2 separate regions of the Homo sapiens genome follow, and region 1 is linked to region 2. Evidence: read pairs that join two places in POLR2A ChIA-PET (ENCODE). Cell type or tissue: HepG2. All regions are shown on one strand. Each heading gives the region's core, and the rest is flanking DNA. Links, peaks and the distances in the headings are about the cores only. Region 1 overlaps SUFU (SUFU negative regulator of hedgehog signaling). Region 2 has its middle 20 kb from the start of TRIM8.

Region 1 (4,174 bases), core at 13-2,512, 64 kb after region 2:
TTAAGGCTGCAAGCACCCTGCCATGAATGGGCAGGTGCCTCTAACACACCTTTCTGGGTTCTGGGTAGTCAACTAGCATCTGGTCCCGCCACTCCTTCCCCTTGCATTCAAGTCAGTGAGATGCTAAGATCATCTCTCCACCTTGGTCTATCCCAGGAAACTCTGCCTCTCCATGGAGAGGCAAGGGCCAGGAAGTGAAAGAGTTCCCTTGGTGGGATTATTTCTTTGTAAGGTGCTTTGCTGGTCTTTGGGATGAAGCTTACTAGTCTGGTCCCCTGTATTGAGATTTGGATCTAAATTTACCTCTGCAAACTGTAAACAGATACAAAAAAGCAAATTAAAATTAGTTGCTCAAAGAGTGGCCTTAGAGTGGGAAGGAGATGATTACTAACTTTTCTAACTATTTGACTTGTTACAGTGGAATGGATTACTTTTACAATTTTTAAAAATAGCCAGTAATGACTGAAATTTTAGACAAGACTATGACTCCCTCTTTAAATCACCTCTTTTGTCAAAAGCAACCAAATGATTCCAATAACTGTATACCCTCTCTTTGAGCCTCCAATAGGCTTGGCATGCCATTAGAACAAACAGGAAGGAAAGAAAGGGCTTGGCCGGGTGCGGTGGCTCACATCTGTAATCCCAGCACTTCGGGAGGCTGAGGCGGGTGGATTGTTTTGAGCTCAGGAGTTTAAGACCAGCGTGGGCAACACAGCGAAGCCCTGACTCTACAAAAAAATACAAAAATTAGCTGGGCGTTGGTGGCTCACGCCTGTAGTCCCAGCTACTTGGGATGCTGAGGCTGGAGAATCACTTCAGCCTGGGAAGCAGAGGTTGCAGTGAGCCAAGATCAACCCACTGTACTCCAGCCTGGGCAACAGAGACCCCTGTTTCAAAGAAAAAAAAAAAGAAAGGGCTCAAATATTTGCACTAGGAGTTTAAGTTTGTCCTTTACAGAACGAACAAAAACCTTTTATAAGTGTTATCATATATGTAAGGATTTTATTCAGGGCTGTAGACATCTTATTCTTCAAAAAAAGAAAAGATGGAAGAATGAAGAAAGGAAGTAGACAAAGAAGCTGTCAACACATGTATATGTAAGTGGCTGCTTCTCCTTTGCAGTTAGCTGGGGACGCCCTCTACTAAAAACCACAACTGTTTCTGTAGCCAAGATCAGCACAGGGAGATTCCAACAGGACAGCCACATCCTCCTTCCCAAAGACCCCATCCGGAACACGGTGGGTCCAGAGGCCCTGCCCACAGCCCCTAACCCTGTATCTATATGACAGGAGGTGGGCAATTTGCAAGCCAGCCTCACACTCAGGCCTCATTTGTTGAAGGCCTGGGAGGGCCCGAGGCCAGAGTGATCCTTGGATCTGGCATGGCCTTCAGGCCAGAGCTGGGCCCTGTGTCAATTCCGTGGGTGGCCGACACTTTTCTCTTGCACTTGGGTGGACTATGGACTTTTCCTGTAACTGTTCTGAGGCTTCCACTCACCTCCATGACCTCAGATTGCAAAGGGCATATCTAAAACACAACGGTGCCTGCTGGTGATGCATTTGAAATACACACAGGAAACACAACTAGGAATGGGCCAATAAAGCTCCCTTAATTCCGCCCTGCTGGAAGACTTCACTTGCTGTTTAAATCATGCCAGGAAATAAACTATTGAATGGGTTGTTTTTGTTAGAGACCCATCCTAGAGAGACTGGAAACCAGGCCCTGGGGAAAAGGAAGGAGGAAGGCTGGTGGAATGCTGAGTGATGGCTCCCACCTTTGCCAGAGAGTCGCCGGGGCTGTGTGCCGATGCAGATGCTCCGGCTGTCCTCGTCATCCTCGGGGGGCCGGCTCAGGTCATCCCAGGCACACTTGGCACTGACACCACTCAGGTTGGAGCCATCTGTCTCGATGCCTTTGTCAACTCTCTCCTGCTTGAAAAGAACCAAAGAGCCAGAGTTCTTTCAGAGAACTGGTGACCCAAGGTGACCACCCTTTCAGCCACTGCTCTTACAGTATTTACTGAGCCCTTGTGGTGCTGAGCATGGGACAAATGCTGGAGAGCAGGATCTCTGACCTTGTTCTGCCCTGGTTACCAATGCATGATGGTCTCTGCCAGCTCCTGGACTCCTCCAGGGGAACCAGGGATTAGGGGAAGCCAGGAGGAATGCAAATCCCAAGGGAAACATCTCTTCTACCATCAGCCTTCCAGCACAATGGCCTCTACCTGTTTCAGAGCCCCAAACCTGTCCCCGCCACGCTGGCTGGTGGGGCTGATGTGGCCATGAGAGAGCCTACTTCTCTGAGGAGAGGTGTGATCCTTCCTCTCCTCCCGATCTTCAGGCAGAACCTCCCAGTCACTGCTATAGAAAACAGGGTGGAAGCCTGCCACAGGCAACAGGCCACACCTGCAGTTTCCCCTTCTAACAGCTAGAGGGTGTGGTCACACAGGGAAGAGCCACTGGAGAACAAAGGCTGGACTTCCCTAGATGCATTGGTTCCCTTGTTTAGCAAAGGACTCTGGATGGAGATTCCTTCCCATTTCTTAGACTGAAATGGGGGCCTAGAGTGCAGTGACTATCTGCAGACACCCTTCTCTCCCCATCGAGACCCTGCCTTTGTGCAGGCCTTGGTACTGCTGAGTACAAACACTCTCCAAATGGCTTCAAGGAAGAGTTGTACTCAAAACATCCCTGGATTTTCTGGTAAAACACAGTTCATTGATGCTGGACCTTGAATTAAAAGTCATCTGGAAGGCTCTATGTCCATGTGGGCCAAATCAAGCTTGTGACTGAGCATCTCAACAATAATCTGTGCTTCCCGGCTCCACAGGTACCACACTGGCCTGCTGATCAGCCCAGAAGCCCCATGTGGGAGAAGTACAGGTACTGTCCTTATTTCCTGGGACCAGTCAGCAAGTGGCTCTGCCCCAGACGCCTCCTTCCCATCAGTCATCTCCTCCTTTCAAGTGCTAATGCTGGCCTGGGCAAAGCTGTGGGTTCCGAGCAGGAAGAGGCTAAGCAGGGAAGCGCTCTGTGTACTCTGGGCAGGGAGCATGTATACCCTGGTGTGCTCAGGGGATAGTCTGAGCTTTTTCCTCTGCACTGGCTGCCCTGGGGTCCCTCACTTAGGTAAAGAGTTGCAGACAGACAATTCTTGGCTCAACTTGTCTGGGCTATTTACTTTATAAGTAAAAAGAAAAAGTTAAGACCCAGAAGGCGAGGGACTTATTTGGGCACACAGCTGGTTAGTGTAGAGCTTGAATCACAGGAATATATGCCAGCTCTAAAGAGACTGATAGCAAGCAGGCCCCAGAAAGGCACAGTGAATACAGAGGAGTTCACACTTGGTGCACAGAGCCACCAGGAAAGAAAGCTGTCCTTTGTTCCTGTGGGACCCTGGCTTGCTTTCAAAGACCACTAGGTGCTCCGGGTCCTGTGGGCTGCTCTCAGGGGATCCTGCAGACTAGGAAGAACAGCCCTTGGCATGGAAGGACAGCTGTTTACCCTACTAGTGCAAAGGACCAGGTTCTTTCTTAGTACTTGGCACTTATGACAGGGGCCAAACAACGGCCCACAGTGCCCCATGCTGGATCCCAGTGTGGCTACAGAACAAGGGCTTAGGGAAAGATAGCCTTCCTGGTTCCTGGTTCTTGCATATGCAGAAGATACAAGGAAACCAAGTTTAAAGCAGAGAGAACAGAGGATCCTGGCAGCAGTTTGAAATGTTCAGTGTTAAAGGCACTAGGAAAACAGAGGAGCATCATCTGTGAATGAAGAGGATTTATGCCCAAGAACTCACAAGTCTACAGTGAAGAACTCAGGGGCTGCTGGCTACATGTCCATCTGCCACCTTTCTCTTGCTCTAACACATGGAACTCCCGGCAACTGCCTGTGGCCTACCAGATATTTTACAGAAGCATGGCAGGTTTAGAGATGGCAATGACCTGCATTTGGTCAGGGGAGTAGAAGGAGCCAGACACCAGGCAGGTAACATTATTAGCTGTCTGTGGCTCCTGCTTCAAGAGAAGCCCATAAGAAAGGCAGTTATGGGCCAGGCGCACTAGCTCAAACCTGTAATCCCAGCACTTTGGGAGGCCGAGGCGGGCGGATCATCTGAGGTCAAGAGTTCGAGACCAGCCTGGCCAACATGGTGAAACCCTGTCTCTACTAAAAAT
Region 2 (8,934 bases), core at 6,255-8,754:
TCCCGCCCGCCTGCCACTGCTCCTGAAACAGTTGGTCCTAATGAACACTAAGCAAGCAGGGCAGCTGTGAGCATGATCCATATGCATGGGAGGTGTATATTTATCCTCACATCCCGCCCCACCCTGCAGCTGCTGCCATCCCCTATGCCAGGAGGGTGAGTGGGCACCAGGGCCCAGCCTGCTCCCGGGCTCCCAGGCCCCCACTTCTCCCAGCCCTCCCTCCCCAACCCACGCCCACAGCCTTCACTTGACCCATTTTGGAGGCAGAAGTTTGTATGTGTGTTTGAGAGAAAGAGAGTGCACACATCATTTCCCTGGTTGGTGCTTTTGATTTCCTCTGAAGCATCTTGATTGCGGATGTACAATGGCATCTTGCTGCCAGTGCTCCCTCAGCAGCTTCTGGCTCCACGCCGCCTCCTCCCTGGAGCCGGGATTTTCTGCTGACTCTGGGGCCCATGGCTAGCTGGCAGGGAAGGGGAAAGCTTGATCCAGGCTTCCATCCCTTGGCTGAGCAGCAGGACCTGGACACCCAGCCACCTGCCTTCCCACTCCTTAGACTGGGTTGAGGGTGCACCCTGAACCCCACCTGTCTCTCCCTTGGCCCTCCCACTGCCTCCCAGCTTGGGCTGGACTCCCCTGCCTGATCCTCCTTTGAGGGGTTAGCGCCATTATTAAAATGCAGTACCCTGCTAAGATGCCTTCAGAGGCCCTGCTGCTGTGGGTCCCTCCAGCCAAACCATTTATCCTGTTATTCAAGGCCCTGCTGATCTGACCCCAAACCTTTTTAATGGACTTATCAGCCATGGACTCCACACAGCCTTTGTGCCCAAGTCTCTCCTCACTACTCCCCCAAGCACAATCCCTACAATTTCATTTTCCCACCTGTGTGCACAGCGACCTCCTCCCTGGGATGTCTGCCCCCTCTTTTGAGCTTTCTGTTCCTTTAGGGCGTGCTTCAAGTCCTACCTCCCTAAGAGGACAGCCGGGTACCCTCTAACCCTCTCCCTGTGAAACCCTTCATCCAGCAAATATCTCTCGAGCAGAAGCAAAACCCCTCCCATAGCCTGTGCCCTGCCCTGTCCCCTCACTGCCTTGTCTGACCTCATCACTTGCTACTCTCTCCCACCCCCAACACTTTCCAGCTGCCCTCGCCCCCTGACTCTTCCTGAAACAACATTTTCTGCCTGAGGCCTTTGCACTGGTTCTCTCTGCCAGAAGCATTCTAGCTCCAAGTATCCCCCAGATCTTGCCCCCCCAAATTCTGAGGTTTCTGCTCAATGCCACCTCCTCAGCCAGACTGCCCAGTCCTCCCTGTAAACACTTCCACACCCCCTCCCCTTCTGGTATCCCCTGTGCCCCCACCTGCTTTGCCTTCCTGGACTGTACTTATCGCCAACTCATGGTGACTTTTTTTTTTTTTTTTTGAGATGGAGTTTCATTCTTGTTGCCCAGGCTGGAGTGCAGTGGTGCGATCTCGGCTCCCTGCAACCTCCGCCTCCCAGGTTCAAGCAATTCTCCTGCCTCAGCCTCCCAGGTAGCTGGGACTACAGGTGCCCGCCCCGCCACCACGCCCGGCTAATTTTTTTGTATTTTTATTAGAGACGGGGTTTCACCATGTTAGCCAGGATGGTCTCAATTTCCTGACCTCGTGATCCGCCTGCCTCGGCCTCCCAAAGTGCTGGGATTACAGGCATGAGCCACCGTGCCTGGCCTTTTTTTTTTTTTGAGACGGAGTCTTGCTCTGTTGCCCAGGTCAGAGTGCAGTGGCACGATCTCGGCTCACTGCAACCTTTGCCTCCTGAGTTCAAGTGATTCTCCTGCCTCAGCCTCCCAAGTAGCTGGGACTACAGGCGCATGCATCACCACGCCCGGCTAATTTTTGTGTTTTTAGTAGAGACGGAGTTTTGCCATGTTGGCCAGGCTGGTCTCGAACTCCTGACCTCGGGTGATCTGCCCACCTCGGCCTCCCAAGTGCTGGGATTACAGGTGTGAGCCACTGCGCCCAGCCTCACAGTGACTTTTTTTTTTTTTTTTGGAGACGGAGTCTCACTCTGTCGCCCAGGCTGGAGTGCAGTGGTGTGATCTCGGCTCACTGCAACCTGCGCCTCCCAGGTTCAAGCAATTCTCCTGCCTCAGCATCCCGAGTAGCTGGGATTACAGGCATGTGCCACCATGCCTAGCTAATTTTTTTGTATTTTTAGTAGAGACAGGGTTTCACCATGTTGCCCAGGCTGGTCTCGAACTCCTGAGCTCAGGCAATCTGCCTGCCTTGGCCTCTCAAAGTGCTAGGATTACAGGCATTAGCCACCAGGCCCGGCCTCTCACGGTGACTTCTTTAGGGTTGATTGTCTAGCTCTTCCCCACAGATGATCAGCTCCAAGATGGCAGAGTTTGTTTTGTTCGCTGCTATATCCCTGACATTGAAGCAATGCCTGGAACAAGAAGGAGCTCAATAATGACTTATTGGATGAATGAATGAATGAAACAAACATACAGGCATTGTGCTAGGCCCTGAAAAAAAAATCAGAGCTGACTCACATTCACGTCCTCCAGGCACTCACAGCCTAGTTGGACATTAAGCCAGGCAGCTTGCAACTTAACCTGTGAACCACAATTAGTTAAAATCCAAAGTGAGGGAGCGAAGTGCATGGGAGTATGGCTGGCCCAAAGGAACATAAACATTGTGATAGCTGCGGATGCCTGAAAGTCACCTATGCCAGCACCAGACCTGGCACTCATATGCATCGTCTCATTACCCCTTAGCCACTCTCTGCAGAGGGGGCGGGGGCCACGAGGGCTGCACAGAGGTGAGACTTTGAGGCTAGAGAGTCAGTCCAGGCAGAGGGTCAGCAAGTCCAAAGCCAGTGAGGCATGGAAGCACGCAGGTTGCAGGCAGACTGACTTCCAGCATATGGTGTGCTGGGTGGAGACTAGGGAGCTGCAGCGGGCGGGACTGGCATTTGGTGTGGCTGGTAAGTCCCTCTTAGGCCACAAGCTGCACATCTGCATCCATGCCCCCTCCCAGCTCAGTGCCCTGCAGCAGGCATGCACATGGGTAGTGTCTGATGGCAACAACCAATTCACAACCAGGCAGCCAGGACATTTATTTTTATTTATGTATTTTTTTGGGACGGAGTTTCACTCTTGTTGTGCAGGCTGGAGTGCAATGATGTGCTCTTGGCTCACTGCAACGTCCGCCTCCCGGGTTCAAGCAATTCTCCTGCCTCAGCCTCCTGAGTAACTGGGATTACAGACGCCCACCACCACGCCCGGTTAATTTTTGTGTTTTTAGTAGACATGGGATTCCACCGTGTTGGCCAGGCTGGTCTCGAACTCCCGACCTCAGGTGATCCGCCCGCCTCAGCCTCCCAAAGTGCGGGGATCACAGGTGTGAGCCACCGCGCCTGGCCCAGGACTTTTATATGTCAAATGATTCACTGCTGTTTTTTTTTCCAGGTGGACCAGAAGTTCATACCACCTTTACACCCAGTTCTTGGAACACCCCTCCCTGCATTCTACTTCTGAGATGGAATTCTGTGCCATCTCTTTTTTTTGAGACTAAAGTCTCACTCTTGTCACCCAGGCTGGAGTGCAGTAGTGAGATCTCGGCTCACTGCAACCTCCATCTCCCGGGTTCAGGCGATTCTCCTGCCTCAGCCTCCTGAGTAGCTGGGATTACAGGCGCCTGCTACCACTCCTGGCTAATTTTTGTACTTTTAGTAGAGACGGGGTTTCACCATGTTGGCCAGGCTAGTCTTGAACTCCCGACCTCAGGTGATACACCGGCCTCAGCCTCCCAAAGTGCTGGAATTACAGGCATGAGCCAGTGCACCCGGCCATTCTGTGCCTTCTCTAAGCCCCCATGCTACAAGCTGCATACCACCTCATGTATCGCCCCCTGCTTGCCTCAGTGTAAATAATAATAATAAAAAAAATCTGTATCACAGAGCAGATGGGTCCTTTCTCAAGAAAGAGCCAATTATTGAAGATCTAGTGCAAGGAGAAGTCATAAATATCCCAGTTTGCTACAGTTGAGAGGCATTAACCACACAAAAGTGAAAGAAAACTGGTCTCTCGTGAAGGAAACATTCGAAGACCCCCCTAGTGCAGAGCTCTGGGATAAGTCCAGGCCACTGCACTCCAGCCTGGATGACAGAGCAAGACTCTGTCTCAAAAAAAAAAAAAAAGAGAGAATGGATATGGTAGAGACCACAGCTCTGTCCATCAGCTTTCTATTGGTTATGTCGAAGGACTTTCACTGTGACAGTGACATCCTGAGGTTGTGGGCTGTGTAGGAATTCCAGCAGGGTTGGAACACATGCTATCCTGGAAAGGAAGACAGACTTTGGGATTCAGGTGGAAGGACACAGTGTTAGGAAAGAAAGACGGAAGCTAAAGCTGAAGGAAGAAGCTCATGTTCTTGGGGCCAGCCCCTTCCTGGTCCAGGCGGATCCCTTCTCACCATAAGCCCCTCAACCCTAGCAGCCTCTGCCCCATACTGTGAAGTATTTCCCATTTCTCCCAGCCTCCAAAGAAGATTCTGGAAGCTTAGCCCTGGAAAAGCCTGAACCCCAGGCCCTGCCCCAGCTCTTCTGCACAGAGTATAAGACAGAGGCAATCTAGGGCCGGGCGTGGTGGCTCACGCCTGTAATCCCAGCACTTTGGGAGGCCGAGGTGGGCAGATCACAAGGTCAGGAGATCGAGACCATCCTGGCTAACACAGTGAAACCCCGTCTCTACTAAAAATACAAAAAAATTAGCCGGGCAAAATTAGCCGGGCGTGGTGGCAGGCGCCTATAGTCCCAGCTACTGGGGAGCCTGAGGCAGGAGAATGGCGTGAACCTGGGAGGCGGAGCTTGCAGTGAGCCGAGATCGTCACTGCACTCCAGCCTGGGCAACAGAGCGAGACTCCGTCTCCCCAAAAAAAAAAAAAAAAAAAGACAAAGGCCGTCTAAGAGTGCTCTCAATTTCCTTCCTTGCCCTCTTAACAAAAACAAACAGGACCCAGAGGATTCTAGAACCAGCACCAGAATCCGGGTTCTGGAGACCACTGTTTCTAAAGCTCCTCCAAGGAAGAATTTTCCAAAAACACGCAGGGAGACTTATTTTATTTTATTTATTTTATTTTATTTTATTTTATTTTATATTTTATTTTATTTTATTTTATTTTAATTTTATTTTATTTTATTTATTTTATTTTATTTTATTTTATTTTATATTTTATTTTATTTTATTTTATTTATTTTGAGACGGAGTCTTGCTCTGTCACCCAGGCTGGAGTGCAGTGGCGCAATCTCGGCTCACAGCAACCTCCACCTCCCAGGTTCAAGCAATTCTCCTGCCTCAGTCTCCCAAGTAGCTGGGATTACAGGCACCCACCAACATGCCCTGCTAATTTTTGTATTCTTACTAGAGACAGGGTTTCACCATGTTGGCCTGGCTGGTCTCCAACTCCTGACCTCAGGCAATCCACCTGCCTCGGCCTCCCAAAGTGCTGGGATTACAGGCATAAGACACCATGCCAGGCATTTTATTTATTTTATTTTATTTATTTTATTTTATTTTATTTATTTTATTTTATTTTATTTTATTTTATTTTTTATTTTATTTATTTTATTTTATTTTATTTTATTTATTTTATTTTATTTATTTTATTTTATTTTATTTACTTGAGACAGGGTCTCGCTCTGTCGTCCAGGCTGGAGTTCAGTGGTGCAATCACAGCTCACTGCAGCCTTGACCTCCCAGGCTCAAGGGATCCTCCAGCACTCAAGTGATCCTCTTGCCTCAGCCTCCTGAGTAGCTGAGACCACACATGCCAGCACGTCAGGTTAAATTTTTAATTTTTTGTGGGTTTTTGTTTTGTTTTGTTTTGTTTTTGAGACAGAGTCTTGCTCTGTGGCCCAGGCTGGAGTGCAGTGACACGATCTCGGCTCACTGCAAGCTCTGCCTCCTGGGTTCACACCATTCTCCTGCCTCTGCCTCCCGAGTAGCCAGGACTACAAGTGCAGGCCACCACGCCCAGCTAATTATTTGTATTTTTAGTAGAGACGGGGTTTCACTGTGTTAGCTAGGATAGTCTCGATCTCCTGACCTCATGATCCTCCCGCCTCAGCCTCCCAAAGTGCTGGGATTACAGGCGTGAGCCACCGTGCCGGCCTTTTTTTTTTTTTTTTTTTTTTGATATGGAGTCTCGCGCTGTCACCCCAGTTGGAGTGCAATGGCGCCATCTCGGCTCACTGCAACCTCCGCCTCCCCTGTTCAAGCGATTCTCCTGCCTCAGGCTCCCCAGTAGCTGTGATTGCAGGTGCCCACCACCACACCCAGATAATTTTTTTTTTTTGAGAGGAAGTCTTGCTCTGTCCCGAGGCTGGAATGCAGTGGCACGATCTCTGCTCAGTGCAACCTCCGCCTCCCAGTTTCAAGCGATTCCCCTGCCTCAGCCTTCCAAGTAGCTGGAATTACAGGCATGTGCCTTCACGCCCAGCTAAGTTTTTGTATTTTAGTAGAGACAGGGTTTCACCATGTTGGCCAAGATGGTCTCCATCTCCTGACCTCGTAATCCGCCTGCCTCAGCCTCCCAAAGTGCTGGGATTACAGGTGTGAACAACCGTGCCCGGCCCAGATAATTTTTTTTATTTTTAGTAGAGTTGGGCTTTCACCATGTTGGCCAGGCTGGTCTCGAACTCCTGACCTCAAGTGATCTGCTTGCCTTGGCCTCCCAAAGTGTTGGGATTACAGGCATGAGCCACCGCGCCCAGCCTAATATTTTAATTTTTTATAGAGACAGGATCTCCTTATACTGCCCATGCTGGTCTCATCAAGGGATCCTCCTGCTTCAGCCTCCCAAAGTGCTGGGATCACCTTAGAAGAGGGGCTGTAGTGTGGTGATGTCTGTCTGGGGATACCCAGGAATCACGACTCCAGCTCCTTCACCTCCCACACTTTCATAGGGTCAGCCCTGCTCCCATTTCTTAGTAGGCCAGAGTGGGAGGTTGGGGAAGGACATGCCTCTGATCCTCCCTCCAGGGCCTCCTCCCCCAGAATTTACAGGCTGCAGAGGTGGGGTAGGGAATCCCCCAGGCGGCTAGATGGGTCCTGGGTCCTGAAGTTGCGAATCGAATTGGTTCTCCCCCACCCTCGGATGGGAGAAGATGAGGGTGTCTTAGGAAGGCCATGGTGACAATGACAGGATCTGAGTGGGAGAGTGTTAGCAAGGCCTGTTAAGAACCCTGAGGTGAGGTCACAGCTTGGAGAGAGGGGCCCTGGGGTGCGGACTCAGTGGGTCAGGGCATCCACCCTCGTCTCCTGCCTCCCACCCCAGGGTGCCCTTTGAAGCTGGAGGGGGCTTTGAGCTGGGGTCTCCTGGCCAGATGCGCTGGGAGAAGGGGTGGAGCCGATCATCCCCTAGGCCTCGCCCTCTCCACCCCCACCCTTCAGACTCCCTTCTTGGCCCAAAGACCGTTTCCGGCAGTTGCAGGGGGCACCCATCACCCCCCAGGCTCCTGCCTTGCAGCTGTTCCCCAGCTGCCCTGCCCCACCCCAAAGACAGCTGGGAGCGAGGCCGAGGGAGGGGGCAGGAGCGGCCCAGCTGCTTGGCTCCGGGCTGGGATGGGGAGGGCGGCAACATGAAAGAGCTGGGGCCGGCAGGCAGCAGAGGAAACCACCCCCACCCACTCCCTCGCGGTGGCCTCGCTGCGGGCTCAGCACATCTGGGCCACAGGAGCTGTCGGCCCCAGTCTGTGGGGTAGGGAGACGTGGTCAGATCCCCAACCCTTCCCGGAAAGGGGAGGCGTGATGGCCTTTGGGGGAAGGCAGGAGGGGAGGGCTGGGCACTGGGGCACCTGTGGCTGCAGCCAGCCCTCCAAGGGGCCACCAGTTCAGGGCAGAGAAGGCCCCTCCGATGACTTCTGAATAAGCCTGTTCCCTGGGGCAGCCCCAGCTCTTTCTGGGCCTCCTCTGCCCCGACCCTTTTGGGAGCTGGGTGACAGCTGCTCCTACAAAGCCAGGGACAGCTGGGTGGCTGGGGACAGCTGGGTGGGTTAGCGTCTCCCTGCTTCCCTGGCTGCCTAGGGAACCCCCCCCAAGCCAACTCTGGGCAGCTGCTGCTTCACCTATAGATGTGTGCCTGAGCGTGTCATTGTCTGGAGTGGGCTTCAAAGCTGGGACATGGAGGGGCTCAAGCCCATCCCATTCCCACCAGAATGTCCCCTCCACATCTCAGTGGATTGACGCACCTGGGGAAAGGGCCTCTCCCCTCAGCCAAAACAAAACTAGGCCAAGTGGGAAAGAAATTAGGCAGCTTTTTATCTTGGCTCCCAACTCTTGGCACGGGGGATGTCTCAGGGCTCCTGAGAACTGGAGAAAGGGACAGTGAGACAGAAGCAGATTTGAGTGGAGTGAAGTGACTGTCCACCGGCACCTGCCCCCAGGCATCCTGCACCCTGGGCTGGAGGGGCACTGTGCTCCAGTCATTTCCCCACTCCCTTTAGCCCCAAACAGGTGCACGGGGAGGGAAGGGGTAGGCCAGCTGTTGTCATACTGCTCCTGGCTCCCTGCCACACTGGGGAGGGGAACAATGAAGCAAGGGTCCACCACCCCACCCGAGTCATCCTCTACTCCCTCAGGGCAGGAAGGCGGAGGCAGTTAGCAAGACCAAGGCTATGGTTTGGTCTGGCCAGCCCCAAAGTCTTTATTTTTCTTTTTTTTCTTTGAGACAGGATCTTGCTCTGTTGCCCAGGTTGGAGTGCAGTGGCAAGATCTCAGCTCACTGCAACCTCCACCTCCCAGCCTCAATCAAGCAATCCTCCCACTTCAGCCTCCAGAGTAGCTAGGACCACAGGCCCGTGGCACCACGCCTGGCTAATTTTTCGTTTTAGTAGAGATGGGGTTTCACCATGTGGCCCAGGCTGGTTTTGAACTCCTGAACTCAAG

Evidence for each region. Peaks named below come from ENCODE experiments on the same cell type or tissue, not always from the same donor. Only the 100,000 strongest peaks of a DNase experiment are listed, where the experiment ranks them.
Region 1: POLR2A ChIA-PET joins it to region 2 with 10 read pairs; 7 of 35 experiments call an interaction of 5 or more read pairs at or near these places.

Annotation. Positions count from the first base shown.
Region 1 is chr10:102,594,894-102,599,067 of GRCh38, reverse strand. SUFU (SUFU negative regulator of hedgehog signaling) reads right to left here. Exons shown (of 12, transcript NM_016169.4): 7 at 1,775-1,928. Among named protein-coding and RNA genes, the nearest start is that of TRIM8-DT, 46 kb to the left of the region's middle. RefSeq lists an enhancer at 1,316-2,292. In HepG2, for the core only: a CTCF peak has its summit at 2,436; DNase peaks (open chromatin) are centred at 1,457 and 2,437.
Region 2 is chr10:102,660,030-102,668,963 of GRCh38, reverse strand. No RefSeq gene overlaps it. Among named protein-coding and RNA genes, the nearest start is that of TRIM8, 20 kb to the right of the region's middle. RefSeq lists a silencer at 7,637-7,696. In HepG2, for the core only: no CTCF peak of the experiment used is centred there; a DNase peak (open chromatin) is centred at 7,643; H3K4me3 peaks cover 590 bases.